Regions from separate parts of the Mus musculus genome. Here regions 2 and 3 are each linked to region 1. Evidence: chromatin loops called from intact Hi-C (ENCODE). Cell type or tissue: heart. All regions are shown on one strand. Each heading gives the region's core, and the rest is flanking DNA. Links, peaks and the distances in the headings are about the cores only.

Region 1 (7,600 bases), core at 1,568-6,567:
AGGAACCTCAGAATCTTTCCCCACAAAATAAGTAATATACAAACTTGGTATCATGCAATTTCCAGATAAATACAAATGTCAAAACACCAATTTTGCAGCCTTTGTTTCTAAAGTTTGTAAATTTGGAATTACATGTAGAAATAGTCTATACCTAAAATGGTAGTTTTTATTTTTTTGAAGCAAGACCTTAGTATAGTATAGCCTAGGTTGTCCTTAAATTTATGGTAATCATCTTACATAGCCACCTGACTACTGGGATTACAGGGAAGGAGCAAATGCCGAGGTAAAGGGGTGTGATGGAGGCACAAAGGGTCTGGTCAGATCTAAAGTGTCTCACCAGTCATGCCAGCCTCCTCATGTTTTAATGATAGACATCACCATCCATCAGGTTATGAGGCTAGATTAAAATACTTGCATGCCAAGTACTTAATACCTGGCATTTAATGGGCTCAAACTTTGCCAGATGTCACATGCAGTGTTTGGAGGAATGGCATAATCTTGATGCTTGCTTTGTTGACCATTTTGATCTTAATGTAGTGGTCTTACTGTAGCCACAAAAGGAGAGCAGGCATAGTGAAATCACGTCTTGCCTGACTTCAAAGTAAAAGATCAGCACTGGGATTTCACCCCAGGAAGTTCTAGACAAGCATTCTAGCACTGAGCTATGTCCCTAGCATAAGAACTTGTTGGGACTGGGGTCTCATGTATCTCTGGCTAAACATCCCAACAACCTTAAAACACCCAATACTGCCTTCACCTGGGATTACAGGCATGCACCACTAGCACCAGGCTTTTATGTGCCTCTGGTGGTGGATCCCAGATCTTGTGAATTCGTGGCAAGCTATATACCAGTTGAGCTACATTATATAAATATCTAGTCCTTGAATTAGTTTTAAACTTTTTAAATGTGGATGGATGTTCTGCTTGCACCAGCTGTGTGCCTGGTGTTTGTAGAGGCCAGAGGGTGTTGGATTCCCTAGGACTGGAATTACACATGGTTGTGAACTGTCATGTGGATGCTAGGAATTAAACCCAGGTATCTGGAAAAGCAGATAGTGCTGTTAACCAGAGTCACTATTCCAGCCCCTTGAGTCTTTACCACTACTACATCTGCTACCAAGCATTGCCAATTTGCCAGCTAAATGATACTTGAGGATAATCAGAATCTATAAAGTACCTGCAAATTATTTCAAACAACATTTTAAATTGCTAATAAGTTTATTCATGATTGAAACCAAGGAGGATTTAGAAATACATTTTAATATCTTGCTGATAAAATAGTAACATTCCACCTTTGTGATCTGATAATACAGAAGATAACTGCTTTAATACTCTATTATAACCAGGTAACCAGAACACACACACATACACACACACCCACCCACACCCCACCTACTTTAGTGTTAACACCACACTAACTTTTCATAAAGGCCGTCTTGAAGATCTCTACTTGATAGCTGAGTAAATAGCGTCCAATACTAAGACTAGGGAAGAGATGAGATAGTAAGCACACGTTTCAAGCTCACTTTTAAGCACATGACATTATGAATATTAAAGACAAATGATGCAAAAAAAAAAAAAACACCGTAATTCAGCATTTTACTAAAGAGCATTTGGCATTATTTCAACGCATGAGGAGGCTGTGCTTGGGCCCATCTACTCTTTCTAGCTTCTCAAAGTGTTTCCTGGCATTACGAATGTTGATCAGAGTAGCTGCAGAAGGGATGGATGGATCTGACATGACCACCATCACGTACGTGTTTGATGTAAAGATGTCGATGAAGGCAGCGAAGTTAGAATTCCTCACTTCCATGCTCTGGAAAGAAGCGGCCAATTTACTGCAGCTCAGCTTAAACTGCTTGATGATGTTGCTGATCTTCTCAAAGCGGTGCACATCTCGCTGCTCTTTGCACTGGTAGTGGGAAATCACCAAGAACGTAGCTCTCTCGAACAGCAGAACTTCATCAGCCTCAATAATCTGGGCAAAATTCCTTAGGTTCATCTCCAGCTGCTGAACGTTGGGGATCAGCTGATAGACGATGCTGGACCAGGCTTTGTAGAGCGTCTCATCCCAGATGGACGTTCGAAAACAAGCGCACTCCAGCGGGCGAGACAAACGCCTCAGGTCTTCCTCTCGCTCTTTAAAAATCAGGTCACGTTGATCTTCCTGAACCAGATCCATTTTGTGCACCAGGCAGAAGATTTTGGCGTCAGGTGAATTCTGGAGGATGGCTTCCAGACACGATTGGTAATAATGCATATCTTTTTCCAGTTCGCGGCTCTCTACGTCAAACACGTATATCAGAACCTCCACATTACGGAAGATGTTGTCCCGCTGGCTGGTGAAGTAATTTTCCATAAAGGTGTCCTGGCCGCCACAGTCCCACAGGTTCAGCACCAGGTTCCCCAAGAATCGGACGTGGGAGTGCTCCACGTCGATGGTGGCACCCAGGCGCCTAGTGTCGCGCGCAATATAATTTGCAAAGATGATCGACCTCATGCTGGTCTTCCCCGACCCGCTCTTTCCCATCAACAGCACCTTTTTCTTCATGGCTGTATTGGGCATCACCTGCCGGCGTCGCCACGGACTGGGCCTGAGGCACGGCCTAACGGCGGACCGACCAAGGATGGGGACGGCGGGACACCGAGCACCGACCGGCAGCGGAGGCCGTGCACGCGAGCTGGGGGCAGGAAAGACCGCGGCGAGGCGAGGTCTCAGAAAACAGCGCCCGAGGCAATGGCCACAGCCGCTCCGAGCTAGCGAGAGCAGACCAGTGATGTGATCAGCTTCGGCCCGGCCGCCACCCACTTCCCGCCGGCATCTCGCGAGAACTCCGAGGGCCTGCCGCCACCCACTTCCGGTGGCGACATCGCGAGAACGTCGGCTACTCCTTTGAGACCCTTGGAATTCTAAGAAACTGCTTCTTCCATTGCAATCTAGCGCACAGCGAGTTAAAATGAAAGGGCGAGCCCACGCTGGGGTTTTGTTCTGCTTGGGTTGCCCTGGGTCTTTGCAGAAGGGGTCGAGTGAACCTGGGAGGGAGAATGCTGCCCCCGCGTGGCCAAAAGTCCTCACACGCCCACTGCCATTATCACCTCAGAGAGATAATAGTGCTGTAGGCTTGACAATCAGGCAGGTAGAGGAGCGGGGATGACAAATGAAAACCAGCAGAAAGAGATTTCGAAAAACTAATTGCCCAGGGCTAGGCAGTTCCTTACCAGGGAGACATCCTGATTCCTTGTTCTTTTTACCTCAGCTTGAGAATGTGTAATTAGAATCCAAAACTCGAGTAGAGGGTAATATGGAACACCATGCAATAGCTTCGTCCTCACGGTTACCGTGTGAACAACTGTTTTCAAACCTGAGGGGGTTAACGAGTCTGAGTGCCTTAGAAGGTCTGCTCACTTAGCCATAGGCCACATGGCCTCAAGCCTTTAAGAAGAGATAAGCAGTGTCATCCAGTAAGTTGAGGCTGAGTCAGTAGAATTACCAGGGCACGTCATATTCCTAAATTAGGACACTGCATCCTTATTGTAAAGCCCTTTCCAGGTTGTATACTACACTGTACCAATGAAGACATTTTCTCACTTATTCATTCAAAAATTGGATGTTGGGGCTAGAGACATAGCTTATCATTTAAGCCATGGTCTCCCGCACAGATATGGTGCACACACACACACACACACACACACACACACTGCTCTTCCAGAGAACCTGGGTTTGCTTCCCAGCACCACTGTGACTCCTTGAAACTGTAACTTCAGTCCAGGGGATGATGCCTTCTTTCAACCTCTGTGGGCACTGCATGCATATGATGCATAGACACACAGGCAAAATATGAATTTACATAAATAATGTTTACAATATGCAAGAAAATTCAAAAGTGGGCTGGCAAGATGGCTAAGCGGGTAAGAGCACTGACTGCTCTTCTGAAGGTCCTGAGTTCTAATCCCAGTAACCACATAGTGGCTCACAACCACCCCGTAATGAGATCTGATGCCCTCTTCTGGTGTGTCTGAAGACAGCAACAGTGTACTTATCTATAATAATAAATCTCTGGGCTGGAGTGAGCAGAGGTCCAGAATTCAATTCCTAACAACCACATGAAGGCTCACAAGCATCTGTGTAGCTACAGTGTACTCATATACATAAAAAAAGACAATTTAAAAGTAATCATTGTTGCAGGATATTTGATCACACTGAACCCTGAGAGTGTATTGTTTACTAAAAGACAAACAAAAACAAAAAAACGATTTCTAGTTGTGATGTGGCTCAGTCATAGCACACACCTTTAATTCCTCTGGTTAGAATACAGATATGCCCTTAGAACACACTTTTAATCCCAAACAGTGAAGGTAAAGTTAGTTTGTAGAAGAAAGCACCTTGTTTGAAAGTTATGTCTAATTGAGTGGCAGACAAAGTAACAAATCAGAGAAAGATTTGACAGAATAGGCTACACCCAGCTCTCAAGAGGAGAGGGGAAAGAGGTTACATAACCAATAGCAGCACACACACACACACACACACACACACAGAGAGAGAGAGAGAGAGAGAGAGAGAGAAAGAGAGAATCTACCAGGACAGTTACAAAGAGAAAAGGTTGAAAAGAGAGAGCAAGCTAAACACAGGGGAAGGCAGAGGAGCCAGAGACTGAGAAGGAGTCAGAAGATTAGAACAGATTGCCAAAATCAGTATGAGGCCAAGCAGAGCAATTAAGAAAAGGCCGAGAGAGAGAAGCCAGATTGAATCAGTCAGTTTGGAGAGGAGTTTGAGCCAGAACAGCTGAGTTGACCAGCCAGCCAGAGATCAGAACAGGAAAAGGTGAGCTTATTCAGCAGTAAGTCTCACAGGCAGGAAACATTCTAGCCCTAGATTAGATTGTATGGAAGCTAGAAGCTTCTAGGACCTGGCCTAGGTTAGCAGACAGAGACAGTAAGCCTTGGGGATGACAATAGGAGTAGAAAAGATACATTTACAAGCCATTGCTCCCTTTTATGCATTATTTAGTTAGTGTGTGTGCGTGTGCATGTGCACGTGCATGTATGTTGAAATAGATGTCTTACTTAGGGCTGGCCATTCAGTAGTCACTCTCAGTTCTTTGACCAGTTATGAGTCTCTGCACTAATTGCTGCCCACTACAGAGAATCTGCTCTGGTTGAGGCTGAGGACAGAACTAATCTATATGTAAACATAAATATTTAGAAGGGAGTTGGGCATGCCCATTTAGCAAGATAACTTGTAGGTTCCTCAAGTTTACAGTACCAGACATGAATTCTCTCCTTTGCAACAGGCTTCAGATCCAATGCAAAAGCAGTTGGTTACCTCATAACCTTTGTGTTGCTATTGTACCAGTGGGCATGGCAGGTTGGTGTTATAGCCTTCAGGGTTCACCACTGGGTAGTATCACTGACGACTTCCCCTGCAGTCTGCTTAGTTAGTACCCTCTGGCACACGAAAACTCGCCAGCAGGGAGGAAGGCTTTAGGTCTGTTCCAGCTCGATGCCCCCTCCCCTGCCCCTAGTTTGATGTCTTTATGCTCTGCAACCAAAATATATTCTGTCTCGAGCAATAGTGTCTTACTATCTAGTTATGGTCAGTAACCAAGAGCAACCGCAATCACCAGTGTTGTTTGGGGAGCCTCTGGGGCCTTTCTGACCCTGATCCCAGGTCTGGAACTGAGTTTTTGTTTAATAACACACATCTTCTGGGGGAAGTTTTGACTACCCATGCTGGGTACCTGTGTTTAAAGTTACACGCACATTTTAATTAGCCTACACATAGTGGGTCTTCATAAATGCTTTCCTTAGATCCTTTGTTTTGGTTAACAAACTCCTCCCTCATGCTGTACCCCGACCCAATCACTGCTTAAAGTTTTAGCCTCCAGTATTCTCCCCCCTCTATTTTCCTATTGTATGTATTCTATATACCCTCACCCATGAAGAGCCCTCACCCCTACATGGCCCTTTTTAGCTTCCTGAGTTTGACATGTACTCCCAAGTAAGCACAGATCTGAAAGTTCAATAGCCTTTGTTCTGAACATTTAGTGTTTTAATTTTGTCAGATGTGTGTGTGTGTGTGTGTGTGTGTGTGTGTGTGTGTCTGCCTGTCCATCTGTGTGAGTGTACACCACTTGTGCATCAGAGAAGGCACTGAATTCTGAACCAAGGTTACAGGCAGTGGAGAGCCACCTTAGCTAGGTGCTGGAAACCAAACTTGACTCCTCTAGAGGAATGAGGAATACTAATTGTAGTGAGGATTTTTGTTTTCTAGTTGGGGGGTTGGAAGGGATTGGGGTAAAGAAAGATGGTAAGAAAAAGATCCCACTAAAATAACCAGAAGGCCAGCTACAACTGATAACTCCTGAACTCCCAGTCCCAAGTAGTTTAGTTGTCATATGGTGAGAGGAGTCTCTTTTCTGATCTGTCTGTGTGGTGTTGTAAATGCCTTGTGTGTCTGGACTGGCATCTCCTTTCCTAAATCTGGGATTTTTTTTTTCCTGCTTGGTTCCCTTGAAAACACTTTTCATGTCTCTAGAATGAGATTCTTCTGTTTCTTCAATGCTGATAATCTAACAAATTTGGCCTTTTCCAAATGTCATATGTATATTGGAATTGCCATTGGAGTCTTCTTATTTTTTTTCTTTGTCTTTGTTAGATTTTGTTCTGCTTTCTCCATCTTGTCTTCAAGATATTCTGTCCTCCCCATCCCCCGTCCATTCTTGCTGATTCTTTCCACAGAGTTTATTTGATCTATTATGCTTTTTCACTTCCAGATTTGAGATCAGTTTTTCTTCAACCTTTCTCCCTCTGTTGAATTCCTTTCATACCCATTATCTTTCTTATTTCACACAGCTGTTTGTTTGCGTCTTGGAACATGCATACAGTCACTATTTTGAGTTCCATCTTTTGGGGTATCGCTGTAACCACCATGGCTAGCAGAGTAATAACTGGTGGGGTGCGAGAGGTGGTTTCCTTCAACATTGCTGTGTAGCCGGTATTTGTTCAGACTTTGGGAATCAGACCCTGAATAGCTCATTGTAGGCATTTTGAAGGACTGAAAATTTTCTTGTAAACTTTCCTGGTGATAACCTACTCCTGAGTGAACAATAAAGTGTTCAACATGACTACATTGGAACTCTGGAAGCAACATGTGACATCTTCAATAAAGATGAATTCTACAGATTCACTCTAACTGACACTTTCCATAAAGATAGGTTGTATAGATTGACAAGCTCCTGATAAGTTCCAGGAGGAGGATCGGATGTGGCCTTGACTGCATAGCTACCCCAAAGCTCACCCGACTGTTAACCACACCTGCTCCTGGCCTTCTGGGCTGATAACAGGTTTTTACATTCCTTTCTTTGAATGAACAACCCTGTGTGTTTAACACTCCTGGTTCCCCTATTGCTAATCTGTGAGCACAATAGCCCCCATGCCTCCAATATACCATCCCCTTTATTTTTTTAAAGAAAAAAAATGTGACTGTAATAGAGGCCAAGGTTCAATGTATTGCTTCATGGCTAATCTAACTAATATAGACCAGTATAACAGAATTGTAAGCCTAGCTAACTGAGGACTAAGGAAAGGGGAAAGCCATCTT
Region 2 (7,600 bases), core at 1,673-6,672, 77 kb before region 1:
GCTCTGCCTATTATGCTAAGTGAGCAGGGCTGCCCTTCAGTAAACTCTAAGAAGGTTATCTCAGCCCTAGCTGGTGACTTTCCATGAAAACAAGAAAGAGTAGCCAGATGATGGCGGGACACTTCTTTAATCCCAGCACTTGGGAGGCAGAGGCAGGCAGATCTCTGGGTTCAAGGCTAGTCTAGTCAACAGAGTATGTTCCCAGAACAGTCAGGGCTGAACAGAGAAATCCTGTCTTGAAACAAACAGACATATAAATACAAAAACCTAAACAAAAACACACCACACACAAACAAAAAACCCCAAATTGCCAAAACCAAACACACATAGACACACCCAAAACAAGGGTGAACATTTAACTTCACCTGTGTCCTGCGGAGGCTGGGACAGTAACAGATTTCCTGGTTTCAGGAAAGGTACAGTATTCATGGGTCTCTGCTTCTTCATTTTTTTTTTTCTTAGTTCAATTCTGTAATTATCCTTCCATTCTGCGCCTCAAATGTATGTGGGGAGTTTATTTGAATTGATGGAAATATTTGTATTTGAGGGTATAAAAATGTTAATAGTAGGCATATGAGGACCATTATGGGTGTGGAGCAGAGAACAATTTGTGGGAATCCATTTTCTCCTAAACATGTGGGAATCCATTTTCTCCTAAACATGTGGTTTCCCCCCTCAAACTCAGTTCGTCAGGGTTGGCAGCAAGTGCCTGGACTCTCTGAGCCATCTCACTGGCCCTTTGTTTTTTGCCTTTGAGATGGGGACTTACTGTGTCACCCAAGCTGGCCTAACTCTTGGACTCAAGCAATCCTCCTGACGAGCCTTCAGAGTAGAGGGACTCTTGGTACTACACCTGGCTTGGAGCATTCACATGCAATAAGTACATACATGCTTTTTCTTGTGGAGACTGGTCTTGCTACACAGCTCTGGCTGCCTTCAGTCTCCTGAGGACTGAGATTATAGGCATGCGTCACAATGCTGCCTACTCAATTCTGAAAGTCTCCTCTTGTGTTTCTCCATTACAAGAGTTTCAGTGCTAATTAAATTGATTATGAAGAGGAGACAGGTTTGACATTTCTTCCTTAGCAACAGAATACAGACTAGAGGTGTGTATGCCTTTAGTTCCTGCACTTGAGAAGCAGAGGCAGACAGATCTCTGAGTTCAAGGTCAGCCTGGTATACAAAACAACTGGCAGCCAAGGACACACAAAACAACAATAAAACCAGACAACAATGCAAGTCTGTTTTAGATGAAGCCCCTGCTGCCTGTCACGACCTGTGAACACTGATCTCAGTTTTGCCTGTCTGTGTCTTTGTTTAGAGAACTTATACAAGCATGCTTCTCATTGTCTTTTAGATGTTTGGTGTCTTCAAATATTGCAGCTTCTTTGTGGCATAATCTGACAGAAAATTAGTTTTAATGGATTTCCTAACATGGTTTCTTACTTACCATGGTAGGTTAGTAAATAATAACTGTGTAAGCTCTGGTGTGGTGAGCCTGCCAGCAGGTCAGTCAGTCAGTCAGTCAGTCAGTCAGTCAGTCAGTCAGTCAGTCATCCATCCATCCGTCTGTCTGTCCGTCCATCCATCCATCCTTCCATCCATCCATCCATCCATCCATCCATCTGGCCCAGCTCACTGGATGGTGTCATCCCTGAGCTGGTGTTTCTGGGTGCTATGAAAGAGGAGGCTAAATTATCTCATCCATCCAGTCAGTCAGCCAGCCAGCAGGCAAACAAAGAAACAAACTCAAGAGGTTGTGAAGTGCTGTCCATTAGTCTTAGTTTTCTCATTTTTTAGAGATCAAACTATCCTGGAACTCACTTTGTAGACCAGACTGGCCTTAAATGCAGAGATCTGATTGCCTCCTAAATGCTGGGATTAAAGACATGTGCTACCACTGCCTGTCAAGGATACTAATTCTTTCTTTCTTTTTTTTTTTTTTTAAGATTTATTTTATTTGTATATGAATACACTGTAGCTGTCTTCAGACCAAAAGAGGGCATCAGATCTCATTACAGATGGCTTTGAGCCACCATGTAGTTGCTGGGAATTGAACTCAGGACCTTTGGAAGAGCAGTCAGTGCCCTTAACCACTGAGCCATCTTTCCAGCCCCCAGGATACTAATTGTTAAATTGTCTTTATTACAAAACTAACTTGCTATGTATAACACTTTAGCCTAGGAAGGTATAGGAACCCCAGAGCAACAAATTGATCAAAGTGAAAGAAAATACTGACTTAGGTGGTATTTCCTGTAAGTGGGGAAGAAAATGTCTAACAGCTCCTAGAAGTTAAAGGTGAGAAAAGTGATGGACTGTGTTAATTGACATTTGACAGAAGGATGACAAGCTTACATGGCCTATGTGTAAATATCAATGATGTCAATTTTGATAAAAGTTGATCAGAAAATGGTTACCATTTAAATTATGTTTTTGTTTTTGATGCTTTTTAAATATTTATTTATTTTATGTATGTGAGTGCACTGTAGCTGTCTTCAGACGCACCAGAAGAGGGCATTAGACCCCATTACAGATGGTTGTGAGCTACCATGTAGTTGCTAGGAATTGAACTCAGGACCTATGGAAGAGCCGCCAGTGCTCTTAACCACTGAGCCATCTCTCCAGCCCTTTAGAAAGCCGAAGGAATTAGGAAGCAAATAGGAAGATTAATCTGAAACAAAACATAGAGTGAGTTTATAGTATGTATATAGGTAACAGACTTATCTATAATCCTTTACTAAAAACAAGACCCTTAGTGTAGGCTTTATAAAATATTTTATTTTTAGAAGTTCCTTGACACAGGACCTAATGGTGCATATCTTAGTCCCAGCAGATCAGAGCAGGCCTGGTCTAGAAGATGAGTTGAAGGCCAGATTATTTGACATTATGAGACTTAGTTTCAAAAAATAAAATAAAATAAAAATTTTTTAAAAAAAATCAAAGATGGGCTGTTGACACAGAGCAGTATGGGGAATCAAGAGGGATCTTTGGAGCTGGAGAGGCAGCTTTAGTGATAATGTGTTTGTCTGATATGTGCAAGATCATGGCTTCGGTGCCTAGCATAGGGAAGAACAGAGCAAAACAAAATGCTCAAATGAATCAGATACAGAGGAGTGGACATTGGTTAGGTGAATCAGATGCAGAGGTGTGGACATTGATTAGGTGGCTGACAATAGATAATAACAATCGTTATAACCTGCACCTATTCTGAGAATGCTAACTTCCTCGGACTCGTTAAGTCAAGAGCAAACCACTGCATTGCTCCCCAGAGCATCCCACTGAGGGCAAGTGAGTGCGGGCAGCTTGGTGTGGCCCATTCGGAACAGCCCATTCGGCTGTTTCTAACTGTTCAGTATAGGAAAGCAAAGGAAACTGACCTAGATGCTCCAGGCCCTCTGGGATGCAAGCACATTCTCAGGCTCACAGTCGGCACTGCGAGTGCACATTTACCAGCAGTTTAAATCCCTACGGATAGCCTTTCTATTCCTGTAGTTGCCTCTTACATTATCCGGGACCCAGGGCCAATCAAAAAAGACCTGAAAGTGTTTAGTGGCATCTTGTGGAAATTTGCCATACTGTGTGAATTCATGATATGTAGCGTGTGAATGGTGCCCCCTAGGGGTTGCGTGATGAATAGCCTGAAAACAAAAAACAAACAAACAAACAACAACAACAAAAAAAACCGTGGTATCTCTGGCTCAGGATATTCTAGTTTTCATGACAGAAAGAACAGCTGGCTTTCTGTCCTTGGGGAGGGTCTATGGCTACCTCATTGGTGCCGCACTGTGCAGGCCATACTGACTCCACCCTCCATCCTCACCTGATAGTCATCTTTTCAGCAAAACACTTCTTACAGGCCTGCTTTAGCAGTATGTAACTGCTTGTTCATGCCAACAAAACAAGTATTTATTTTCTAATTCTGGGAAATGAGTGTGAAGCATTGCCCAAAGCCCTGAAAAGGTGGTGGGCAAGATCACCAACTTAGAACTTAAACTCACCAAACATGGTAGACCATGGCTACTTTTAGCTGCCCCTTCCCTCTCCCATTTCCTTCATAGCACACAGGTTGACTATGGAGACAGCCTAATAGTGTAAAGGAACTTGCACACTGAATTAATGGGGTTATATGGAAGGTGAGTTGTTCATATGGCCCTCCTAAACCATCCTAAGGCCTTAAGTAAGTGAATGTGGGTGGATGGGGGGCGTGGTGCATGTGTGTGGGTTAGTAGAGGGGGTGGTGTTGGTGAAGGTGGATGGGTTGTTGGTTTTAAGGATTAGAGCTCTGCAAGTGGAACCTCCAACATTCTCCAAAGGATTGGTATGTAGGTCACTAGTGTTCATTGATGCCCTTTCACAAGTGAGTGCACACCATCTTTATTCTTCACCTGGTAAGTTGGATACTTCAATGAAGAAAGAGGTTGAAAAGAACTAAGGAGTATAGTGGGGACTTGGTCCAATGTCTTACTGATGTCAAAGTGCAGATACAGAGACAGAGACAGAGACAGAGACAGAGACAGAGACAGAGATACAGATACAGATACAGATACAGATACAGATACAGATACAGATGATACAGATACAGATACAGATACAGATACAGATACAGATACAGATACAGATACAGATACAGATACAGATACAGATACAGATGATACAGATACAGATAATATATAGAGTTCCCATTCTAACACTTAACTCTCTGGCAGGAGAAAACCACAGCTGGCTTTCTTGTTTGGCAACTAGAAAACTCCTGTTTCTCTCTTTTGTGTTACAGTTTCATGCTCTATCTTATAATTTAGTAAAAGCAAATATAGTGCACCAGGCATGGTGACTCATGCCTGCAATCCAAAGATTTTTAAGGCTGAGGCAGGAGAACCTGCCACAAGTTTGAGGCTATTCTAATCTTGGCTATGGAGTCACAAAAAAACCGCATGTACACAAATATTATGTTATGACATAGATTTAGTAAAAGGGAAAAATATAAAGGAATGGGTATTAATGCAAATGGTTTGGTAGATGTTAAAATATACGTTCACTAACAATAGCTCAGGGAAGAAGCTAAGCAAGTGTATCTTTGAGCCTACAAAAGGCTACCATGAGGGTTGGCTTTTCTGCTGATGCTCTGAATCAATTTCTGTAACACTGCTGAGCTCTGTGGTTCTCAGGTTGATAAAACCTTTGCAAAGTGAACTCTGCTGAAGAGCTACAATGCAAAATACTGTATCAAGGGAAACGTAAGGGATACATTAGTGAGAACTGTACCTCAGATGCACAGATCTTCGGCTCCTGGGTTCTTAGGGAAAAGTCCAGTGAAGGACACAAATAGAAGAGGGCCTGGTGATTAAGTGAAGACTTTCCTGGTTTCCACGCCCCTCATTTCCCCCACATTGTTAGGGAATAAAATAGAGCAAGCACCACATTTACTGTGCTGGGGATGGGGAGATGGCTGAGTTGGTAAAGTGCTTGCTTCCCAAGTGGTCAAGTGCTGCTGAATTTGGACCACTCCATATTTAAACCTGGAGCTGGGGTGTGGTCTGAAACCCAGCAGAATAAGCAGAACCCGGGGACACATGGCCAGCCAGCCTAGTGGAGTCAAGGCCATCTAAGCTCAGTGGGAGATTCTGCCTCAAAAAATAGGTGAAGAGTGTTTGAGGAAGACACATTAAATCAACCTTTGGTGGCTGGAGAGATGGCTCAGTGGTTAAGAGCACTGACTGCTCTTCCAGAAGTCCTGAGTTCAAATGCCAGCAACCACATGGTGGCTCACAACCATCTGTAATGGGATCTGATGCCCTCTTCTGGTGTGTCTGAAGACAGCTACACTGTGCTTATATAAAATAAATAAATAAATCTTTAAAAAAAATCAACCTTTGGGCTCAAGTGTGGGCACATGTATACCCACACCCTCATGCCACACAAACATTTATATTTTGATCATTCTGAGACAGGAGTTTGCTAAGTATCTCTCTCTGTTATGATTCAATGTAACTCTGGCCGGCTTGCTTTTTAGTTTTTCAGATCTTGACTGGCTTTGAACTTGCTGTGTAACTGAGGCTGATCTTCAACTCCTGATCTTCTAGCTCCACTTCCTACATGCTGAGATTACAGATGGGAGCCACATACATGCCTCATTCAAGCCATGATTTTGATATGTAACTCAGCAACACTAAATATGTTCACAATGTAGTCCAACTCTCACCATCATTCACTACAGAGACTTTTCTCAGTCATGTAAAATATCTTGTCTGTTTATGCCACAGGGTAAAACAGTAGCTCCTTGATCCATTTCTTCATTTCTGCCCTTTTATTTGGGGGTAGTTTTTGTTGTTGTTGCTGTTAGTTGATTTGGCTGTTAGAACATTTGCTTTCCCCTAATATTTTCTTTTTGGCTGGAGCCATCCAGTCTACACTACTGTATTTCACAGCTCCCTTTTTACCTCCCTGTGTGTTGAAGGTGGAACCCAGGGCCTTTGAGCTCACTAAACACAAGCTTACCAATGAGCTACACCCCTGGCCCCTTGAGATGACTATTTTAAAGTTTTATTTGAGGCAGGTTCTCTCTATGTAGCCCAATCTGGCTTTAAGCTTACCATTGTCTTGGCCTCTGCCTCCTGAGTGTTGTATATCAAAATTAGAAAAGAAATTGCTATTTCAGTTCCTAGACAAGTCCTACAAAATTAAAACATTATTATTTAAAAAGAATAATAACTCAAAATGCTCTCTCTCTTTCTCTCTCTCTCTCTCTCTCTCTCTCTCTCTCTCTCTCTCTCTCTCTCTCTCTCTAGTTTTTGAGAGTGTCCCACTATGTAGTAGCAAGGCTGGACTGAACTTACAGAGATCTGTCTGCTTCTGCGTCCAGAGTGCTGGGATGAGAGTTGAGCCCCTGGCACACAAGAAAGTATTTTACAGAGTCTGCTCTAGCGGTGAACTGGGAAAGGGAGGTTTCCGTGTGGTGGCGGCACTGTCTATGTTCTCAGCACTCAAGGGTGGAGGCGTGAGGAGCTGCTTTGGATCTGACGTTCACGTCCTAACTGCCTGTTCTTTTGACCGCAGTCATCGCCAAGAAGAGGGCGTATGTGGTAACATCTGAGCTTCTTCTCTTACAGATGCTTGACTTCCCTGCTGCTGACTCGACATCTGACACTGACGAAGTTCCTGATATTATTCCGTTGGAAGCGGATGATTGAACCCAATGACCACACACTCACAGCCCTGTCCTCTTAAGGCAAAAGACCACCCAACTAACACAAGGAAAGACACTATTTTATTGAAAATGTAATATATATCTTTTTTTTTTAAATGGTTGCCTCTGTTTTATTCCTGTGTCTTTGGTGAACATTCATCTACTATTTGGCTGCTTGATCTTAGTTGTAAATGATGTGAACTTTCGTAAGAGATCTTGTTATGCATCCTGTGTCATTTTATAGAATTCTTTAATGTTTAATTGCTGAAATGCCTTTATAATAATATTGGGCTGTAGACCTGTGAGTTGGCTTAATGGGTAAAAGTGCTTCCTGCCCAGCCTGATGGTCTGAGTTTGACTCTTTCAAACTGTGAGACCCCGACTTAGAGCATTTCTCCCTGAAAGGTAAAGCCCCTA
Region 3 (7,600 bases), core at 1,673-6,672, 170 kb before region 1:
ACACCCTCTTCAAAGTGTTAGCTGTATTAATAACTGGAGAATGTGTGATGTCCACACACTGTCATCATCTAGAGTCTCTAGTGTACAGGGTCCCTCTTGGTGGTATTAATCCTATGGCTTTGAACAGATGAATAGTGCACACATCTACTATTATAGTTTCACAAATATTTTCTGTGCTTTGCCTTTTTCCCCACTTCTTTTACCTACTCCCCTTTGTTGTTGTATTTCTTTCCCTTACTGCTTTTTTGAGACAGGGTCTCATAGCCCAGATTGGCTTTGAACTCATAACTCTCTCACTTCAGTCTCCCAAGTACTAGGACAACAGGCATACACCAAAACCATACCATGTTGTTCTTGGGGCTTTTTTTTGTTGTTGTTGTTTTGTTTTGTTTTTTCCTTTGTTTTCATTTGTCTAATGGTATAGTGCATGTATGTAGATCGAAAGACAACTTGCAGGTGTCGCTTTGCTCCTACCATGTGGGGTCTACGGATCAAATTCAGGTCATTAGGGTTGGTAACAAGTGCCTTACATGCTCAGCTGTCTCACTGGCCCTTACTTTGTTTTCTGAGGCAGGATCTTGACTAGCTAGGCTGGCCTCAACCTTACCCTAAGCTCCAGCTAGTCTTGATCCTCCTGTTGCCATCTTCTAAATACTGGGGTTACGGGCATGTGCGTTCGTGCCCAGCTATATGATCCCACTTACTGTTCTCCCTTTTAGTGCAGGGCCACCAAATGTCTAAACTACATATGTGAGCTGGAGGTATGACTTAGCAGTCGAGACAATGTTCATTATGTATAAGGCTCTGGGTTTAACTAAAAACATCATAGTAAAGCACAAAAGTTATGAATGAGAATTGCACTGCCTTTCCTCCACAGCAGTAATGCAAGCAGCAGCAGCGAAACAGGGACAGATAAAAGTCATCCAACTTGAAAGGAGAAAGTATCTCCAGCTTTCTTAGCAAATACTATGAATGTACATGGGAAAAAAAGAAAAAAGAGATATAAGAGCAACTGGAGGGAAAATGAAAGTCTGAGCAGACCACAGTGAGGACGACCTGCAAGCCCTGCATTTGGGAATAGGAGGCAGAAGAGTTTAAGGTCATCCTCAGCTGTGTGGTTAAGTTCAAGGTTACCTAGGCATTTACCTCTCCCAGCATTTACGACAACAGCAAGCATAGGCTTGCCTAAACTATATACCAGGACTTTATACATCCCCTCAATGCCCTCTCCCCAAAAAAGTAGGCATGCCTTTAGTCCCACACTAAGGCAAAAGCAGGAGGATTTCAGAAAATTCAAGGCCTTCTTCCCACAAATACTATTATAAATCTTAAATAATAATAATAAAGTAAACTTGGAATTCCTTATACCATGATGCTAAAAGACCTCTTTTCCTAGGCTATCATACAGGGCATTCCTCCCTGATTTTCAATTGTCTTTTGTGGTGCTCTGTTGTTTCTTCTAAACACAGTGTCACCACTTAACCCAAGCTGTCATGGAATGCTGGGTAGAAAGGCTGGCCTCACTTCTACACAGTCATCCTGCCTCCACCTTCCAAGTGCTGGGGGGATTTCAAGAATGCAGCACCACACCTGGCTTCCCAAAGTTTAACTGCTAAAGAAACTTCCCATTCGACCAAGGCATCCCACTGATACAAATCTATAACACAGACCATCTGAAAGAAGGCATGGCTTGTGCAGCACAGTCCTTAAAAAGGTAACATTTTAATTCATGCGTTATGAAAACTTGTGTCCTAAATTTTCTGCAAGCATTTTCTACTAGAAGTTCAAGTTATAACAGACACTCTGTTTTCAGATCAGAGCAGTCGGATGAGGGCGACAACTGCCACTGACGCAGCTGCTTTCTTTTTCCCTTTACAACCTGTAGCTAAGGTTCAAGAACAAGGCAAAAATGTAGCTTTCAAAGTGAGCAGCGAAACCAATGTGGTATTTGTCTTAGCAGGGAACACCAATGAAAATATGAGATGCTTCAGTCTAAACTGGCAGGTACACAAAAAAGCAAAAGTGCCTTGTCATTACTTACCATGCAAAAGTTACAAACTGCCGGTTCCTACGATGCAGTATGTGTTTCCTTAGACAGAGCTCTTGCCCAAATAACCATCCAAACCTGCCATCCTCAACTGTCACAGCCCACACAACGCGGCAGTTCCTTGTACTTTAAAACATTTGTTTTTAAGAATAGTCTCCACCCACAACTTTTCCACAAATTTCTTCAGCTACAAGCTCAAGTTTATACTACAAACGCTGTGTTTATTCCCACCAGAATGCACTCGTTTACAAATTACACAGGAGTAAATTATTAAAATACAAAACATCAACATTTCTGACACATCTTTTCTATTATTCAAATAAACAAACAATTATACTCCAAGCAAGGTACTACTGGCCAAAAATCAAATGACATGGGATCACTTCTCCAAGACCGGTAATAAAGAGGATTAGACCCCTTAATCTCAATCCATTTCTTTATAAATAGTAAATGGTCAAAGGAGTGGACTGAATAGCAGAAAACCTATTGCCACTAACTAAAAGAGCAATCCAGTAAGAGGCAGGTCATATTCATGAGCACAAATCTAAGATTATGTCTGAGATTTCTAAGTTCCCAGTCTTATCAAGAAGGCAGTTTGCTAACTTTTTAACATTAATATTGAGAGCAAAGCAGAAAATATAGTGGGTTTTATGGTTATAATGACTATGATAAAAAGTTTTCCTTTTGCAAATTTTTTTTAACAAAAAAGTCACATAATGAGTTCTAGATTCGAGGTAGTTTAGTATATTTACATGGTTATCAAATCAAATGAAATGTTTACTGAAAACCTGGCCAACAGGACACTACACCTAAGGATCTTTTCTAGCTTGCTTCTTGGAAGCATGGAGATAAGACGGCAAGACCTATTTCTAGGGACTCGAGTTTGCACACAATTAAGTAGCCTAAGTACGTCAACTGCTCAGACTACAGTGCATGACCTCTCTAGACAAAATCGCACAGCAAGTTGTGCTCTCAGTAGGCAGGAATGACGCCTTCTCTCACATTTGCTCAAGTAACTACAGTAACTGCCTTAAATTTTCCCGTGTGAAACCAACGAAATTTGAAGGGGAGCGGGGGTTGGGGGGGCGGCATTTTAAAAACTGGGTCATTCCTTATTTGTTCTCTCCAAGCACATTCTTCGGGAGGGAAACGGCCTACGAATCACAAAAAGGGGAGGGGGAAGAGGTGACAGCATCTCCAATGCTTTAAAGTTACGGCTCTTACAAGAGTCAGCACTTAGGGGCTCATTAGTTGGCTTTATTTGAGTTTAGTCACTCCAGAGCTGAATGGAGCCTTCCTATAAGTTATCCCCAACAAAGCAGCCCTAAACATCAGCCACGGTCCGGCAGAGGAGGAAATGCCCTGGATTCACCTGCGGCACCTGCCTGCACCCCGGTACCTCCACCTCCGCAGCGTCCACGGATCCTTACGCTCCACCCCAGCTGCCACCGCTCAGCACCCCGCCGGCCGGGCCAGGGCCGGAGAGCCTGGTTCCCGCCTCACCCCGGCGGCAGAGGCCAGGCCCGGTCCCTGCACCGAGTCGATCCTCTCGAGGCCCTCCGGCCGCAGCCTCTCCGAACGGCAGCCCGCGGGCTCCGGGGACCTCCCGCCCACTCACTCAGCGACTAGGCCAGCCGGCCGCTCCCCTCCTCCCGCGCGGTCCCGCACGCTACCTGAGCGGCCTGGCGGAGCGGGAGGAATCGGGCAGGGCAGCGGTGCGGACTCACCTGCGCCGGCCCAGTCGGCGACTGTCCGACACCGGAGCTTCCTGGGGTGAGAAAGCGCCGGCTACGCGGCCTGGGCACCCTCCGCTGGCAGGGCCGGGACTCCGGGGCCCCTCTGCGCCTGCGCCTCCGCGCGGCCGGGTCTCCAGGGGACAGCCTGCAGCGAGGGCAACTGCCGACCGAAGGGCTCGCGGGCCGCGGGCGCTGCGGGAGGACCGACGTCTAGGCACTGCCCGGGGCGAGACTGTCCGGACCACAGACCGCCATGTTTCTGTTCCCTATTCTTTTTTGCCTTCCCTTCCTTCCGCTCTTTTCCACAGAACACCACTTTCCCTCCCTCCGTCCCTCTCCCTTTCCTTCTGCGGGGGCGGTAGAAAGGACGCGGGGGGTGGGGTCCGAGGTCGGACCCGCCCCGCTAGAGCCACGCCCCTGTGGTTGGGCTCCACCCAGAGGTTGACCCACGCCCCCAGACTCCTACCAAGCCTCAGGCTCAGGCCACGCCTCTGCGCTTGTGCCCCGCCCCGCGAGCGCCCTCCTCCTGGCAGAATTCTGGCGGACCTCGGGGCGCTCCTTAGAATCCCGACGCCGAAGCGAGAGTCCTCCAGCTCTCCTGGCGCTAGTTGTAACCTTTCTGTTTGTTCTGCGGTGTTTTGTTTTGTTTTGTTTTGTTTTGTTTTGTTTTGTTTTGTTTTGTTTTGTTTTGTTTTGTTTTGTTGCGGTTGCCTGTGGCAGGTGACTACCGCCTCTCCAGGCTCAGGTTTTCAGAGAATGAGAAAGTGACTTAGAATAGCTCAAGGTCAATGAAAGAAAAAAAAAAGCCTAGAGAGACTTGCAGTTTCTCTTTAGTAGAGGCTGGAAGTTCCACCCATAATTGTGTGACCCCAAAGTCTGAGTGACACTGGAGGGCTGCCCTTCTCTAAGCCATCCAAAGACCTCTGAGAGACCTTAGCTGCGTTGTCTTTCTCTACTTCTATCCAGATTTTGATAACGCCAAACGAGTAACTCTTTAGTTTAGATAATCGTAATTTGCTGCCTCTCAAAGGTAACCTAGATCTCGAGGTAAACATTCTGAAGCTGATGGTTGTGAGCCTCAGGACAGAGTGCTGAGGATTTGACTCTGGTCCTAAAGAGAGCAGCAAGTACTCTGAAATAATAATCTCTTTAGCACCCAATTTTCAGTTCTGCAGGTACTGAAGGACGGAATTGGAGAGTCTTCACTGTAATGAAATTTTGACAAAATATTTTAATTTGTTTTGTTTGTTTGGCAGAAGGTAAGGTGGTGTGTAGGGTCTCACTATTTAGCCCTGGCATTTCCTGCAAGTCTTATTTGTAAATCAGGCTGGCCTTAAACACTCACCCTCCATTGCTGGAATTAAAGACTTGTGCTACCACTTGGTGACAATTTTTTTAGGGTATCAATTTTTCAAGGAACAAATAGCTTAAAATAAGTTACAACTTTTTTCCTCTTGGCAAAAGACAGATTAGGCGGCAGGGGTGGCTGGGGGGGGGGGGAGTAGAACAAAAGTGACTGATGTTTTTGAGCATGTCTTAGTGAAACCCTTTTCTTTGTATGCTGTTAAAAATTTCATTAAGCCGAGCAGTGGTGGCGCATTCCTTTAATCTCAGCACTTGGGAGGCAGAGGCAGGCATTTTCTGAGTTCGAGGCCAGCCTGGTCTACAGAGTGAGTTCCAAGACAGCCAGGGCTATCTATACAGAAAAAAAAAAACCTTGTCTCGAAAAACAAAAAGTTCATTAAATTATTTTAAATATGTGTGCGTAGCGGGTGAACTCCCGTGTTCATAGTGGTCACTTTGCTGAGAGTTTCTCTTTCATTTGCTCACGGTTTTTGCTAACAAGTGTAATAATGTTAAGTCTGGTTGATATGTGCCTGGTTGTCTATTTCTGAAGTTAACTGCAGGTTTGAAAAGTTTTGGCTTTTGACTTCTATAGCAGACACCATTTTCCTAACCACATTCGCAGTCAGAATTGATTCAAGAAGAAACAGTGATATAAATATGGTTCCATTAACAATAGTTAGGAGTTGATCTAGGGCCCTGGAAGCATCCTAACAGTCCAGCCAGCAGAAACGTTAAGGGACACATTCATATTTGAAAACCTAGCTTGTGGACTTCTTTTTTTGTTTGTTTGTTTGTTTGGTTGGTTGGTTTGGTTTTTTTCGAGACAGGGTTTCTCTATATAGCCCTGGCTGTCTTGAAACTCACTCTGTAGACCAGGCTGGCCTCGAACTCAGAAACCCACCTGCCTCTGCCTCCCAAGCGCTGGGATTAAAGGTGTGCGCCACCACTGTCCAACCAACTTGTGGACTTCTTCTACTTCCTCACCAAGGCTTCCAAAATGTTTAATCGGAGCTATGGGTTTAACTTAATAGGAGAGAACTTATTCGGCTAGAGTGAGACCCTAGGTTGGATCTGTCCCTCTGATGGCTGCATATCACTAGCCCTCAGGCACTGAAAGGGCCTCCCCTTCTCCCCATCCCCCATTCTCTGGGACTTGTAAATCAGAAGGTCAGATGCTAGAGAGATGACTTACCTGTGGTACTTTGAAAATGCTTGCCCCAGGGAGTGGCACTATTTGGAGGGTTGGCCTTGTTAGAGGAAGTGTGGATGTGGCTTTAAGACCCTCCTCCTAACCACATGGGAGCCAGTCTTCTCTTATCAGCCTTCAGATGAAGATGTAGAACTCTCAGCTCCTCCTGTACCATACCTGCCTGGATGTTGCCATGCTCCTGCCTTGATGATAATGGACTGACCCTCTGAACCTGTAAGCCAGCCCCAATTAAATGTTGTCCTTGTGAGAGTTGCCTTGGTCACCGTGTCTGCTAACAGCAGTAAAACTCTGACTAAGACACAGCCTTTTCAGGCCTCCAGTGTTACCCATACATACATGTACATATTCACCCACAGGCATACCACCATTCATATAAATAAAAATTAAAACTATGAGACCCTTTAAAAGCAGTAAAGTCAGTGTGCTGGCTTTTCTCAACTGAGGCTCCCTCTTCTACAATGACTCTAGCTTGTGTCAAGTTGACATAAAACTAGCCAGGACACAGGTTGAGCAAACCCTGGGGAGCAAGCCATTCCTTAAGGCTTCTACATCAGCTCCTGCCTCCAGCTTCTAGACCTTCTTGAGTTCCTCTTCTGACTTCTTCCAACAATGCACAGTGGTGTGGACGTGTAAGCCAAATAAACCCTCTCCTTTCCGAATTGCTTTTGGCCACTTACAGTGACCCTAACTAAGACAGAAATGCCAAAACCTTTTCCTACTTATAAGAGAAAGAAGAAAGAAGGAAGGAAAGACAGAAAGAGAGAGAGACAAAGAAAGAAAGAGAGAAAGAAAGGAAATTCAAAGAAGTTATTTTTTTCCACATGATGGATTACAAGATTTGAGAAAATCTGTAATTTTTTAAATTTTTTCTTACTGTTTTCATCATCCTAAAGTTTTACCATAATTTTTTCATCTCTGTTTCCTTCCCAATATCTCCTAGAGTAAACTTGCAAGTTTAACTTTTCATCTGAGCCAGCCATCCTTTATTTTGCATGTCCTTGATCACTCTTGCACATGCACATCCAGGATAAGTAAATTCACTTTGACGTTTAATATAGAATGGTTTGGCTATCCTTCCTGAGGAACTATTTGCAGTTAATAGTTGCTCGGGAGAAAAGAGTCCTTTTTTGGAGACCTAGCCACTTGCCAGAGTCCAGTGCCAGAGTCCACTTCCAGTGGATTGTCCCTCACCCATGGCCATGTGGGCAGCACTAACTGGACCTAATAGAATAAACATATGTTTGGGTGGGAATACATAGG

The links. Peaks named below come from ENCODE experiments on the same cell type or tissue, not always from the same donor. Only the 100,000 strongest peaks of a DNase experiment are listed, where the experiment ranks them.
Region 2: it touches region 1 in a loop (2.0-fold over the local background); 1 of 42 quality-filtered maps calls a loop at or near these places.
Region 3: a loop joins it to region 1, with 3 times the contacts of the local background. A loop is called at or near these places in 1 of 42 quality-filtered maps.

Annotation. Positions count from the first base shown.
Region 1 is chr4:86,570,885-86,578,484 of GRCm38, reverse strand. It overlaps Rraga (Ras-related GTP binding A), which reads right to left and starts at 2,812. Exons shown (of 1, transcript NM_178376.3): 1 at 1,200-2,812. The coding sequence starts at 2,566. The coding sequence ends at 1,625. In heart, for the core only: a CTCF peak has its summit at 4,015 (motif pointing left); a DNase peak (open chromatin) is centred at 2,814; H3K4me3 peaks cover 1,950 bases; H3K27ac peaks cover 1,746 bases.
Region 2 is chr4:86,648,086-86,655,685 of GRCm38, reverse strand. It overlaps a transcript of Plin2 not described here. Among named protein-coding and RNA genes, the nearest start is that of Plin2, 18 kb to the left of the region's middle. In heart, for the core only: CTCF peaks have their summits at 2,505 (motif pointing right), 3,615 (motif pointing left) and 5,801 (motif pointing left); no DNase peak of the experiment used is centred there.
Region 3 is chr4:86,745,087-86,752,686 of GRCm38, reverse strand. Dennd4c (DENN/MADD domain containing 4C) reads right to left here and starts at 4,132. Exons shown (of 32, transcript NM_184088.1): 1 at 3,775-4,132. It overlaps Gm6521 (predicted gene 6521), which reads left to right and starts at 3,283. Exons shown (of 1, transcript NR_168733.1): 1 at 3,283-5,162. In heart, for the core only: CTCF peaks have their summits at 4,094 and 4,301; DNase peaks (open chromatin) are centred at 3,906 and 4,196; H3K4me3 peaks cover 2,423 bases; H3K27ac peaks cover 1,898 bases.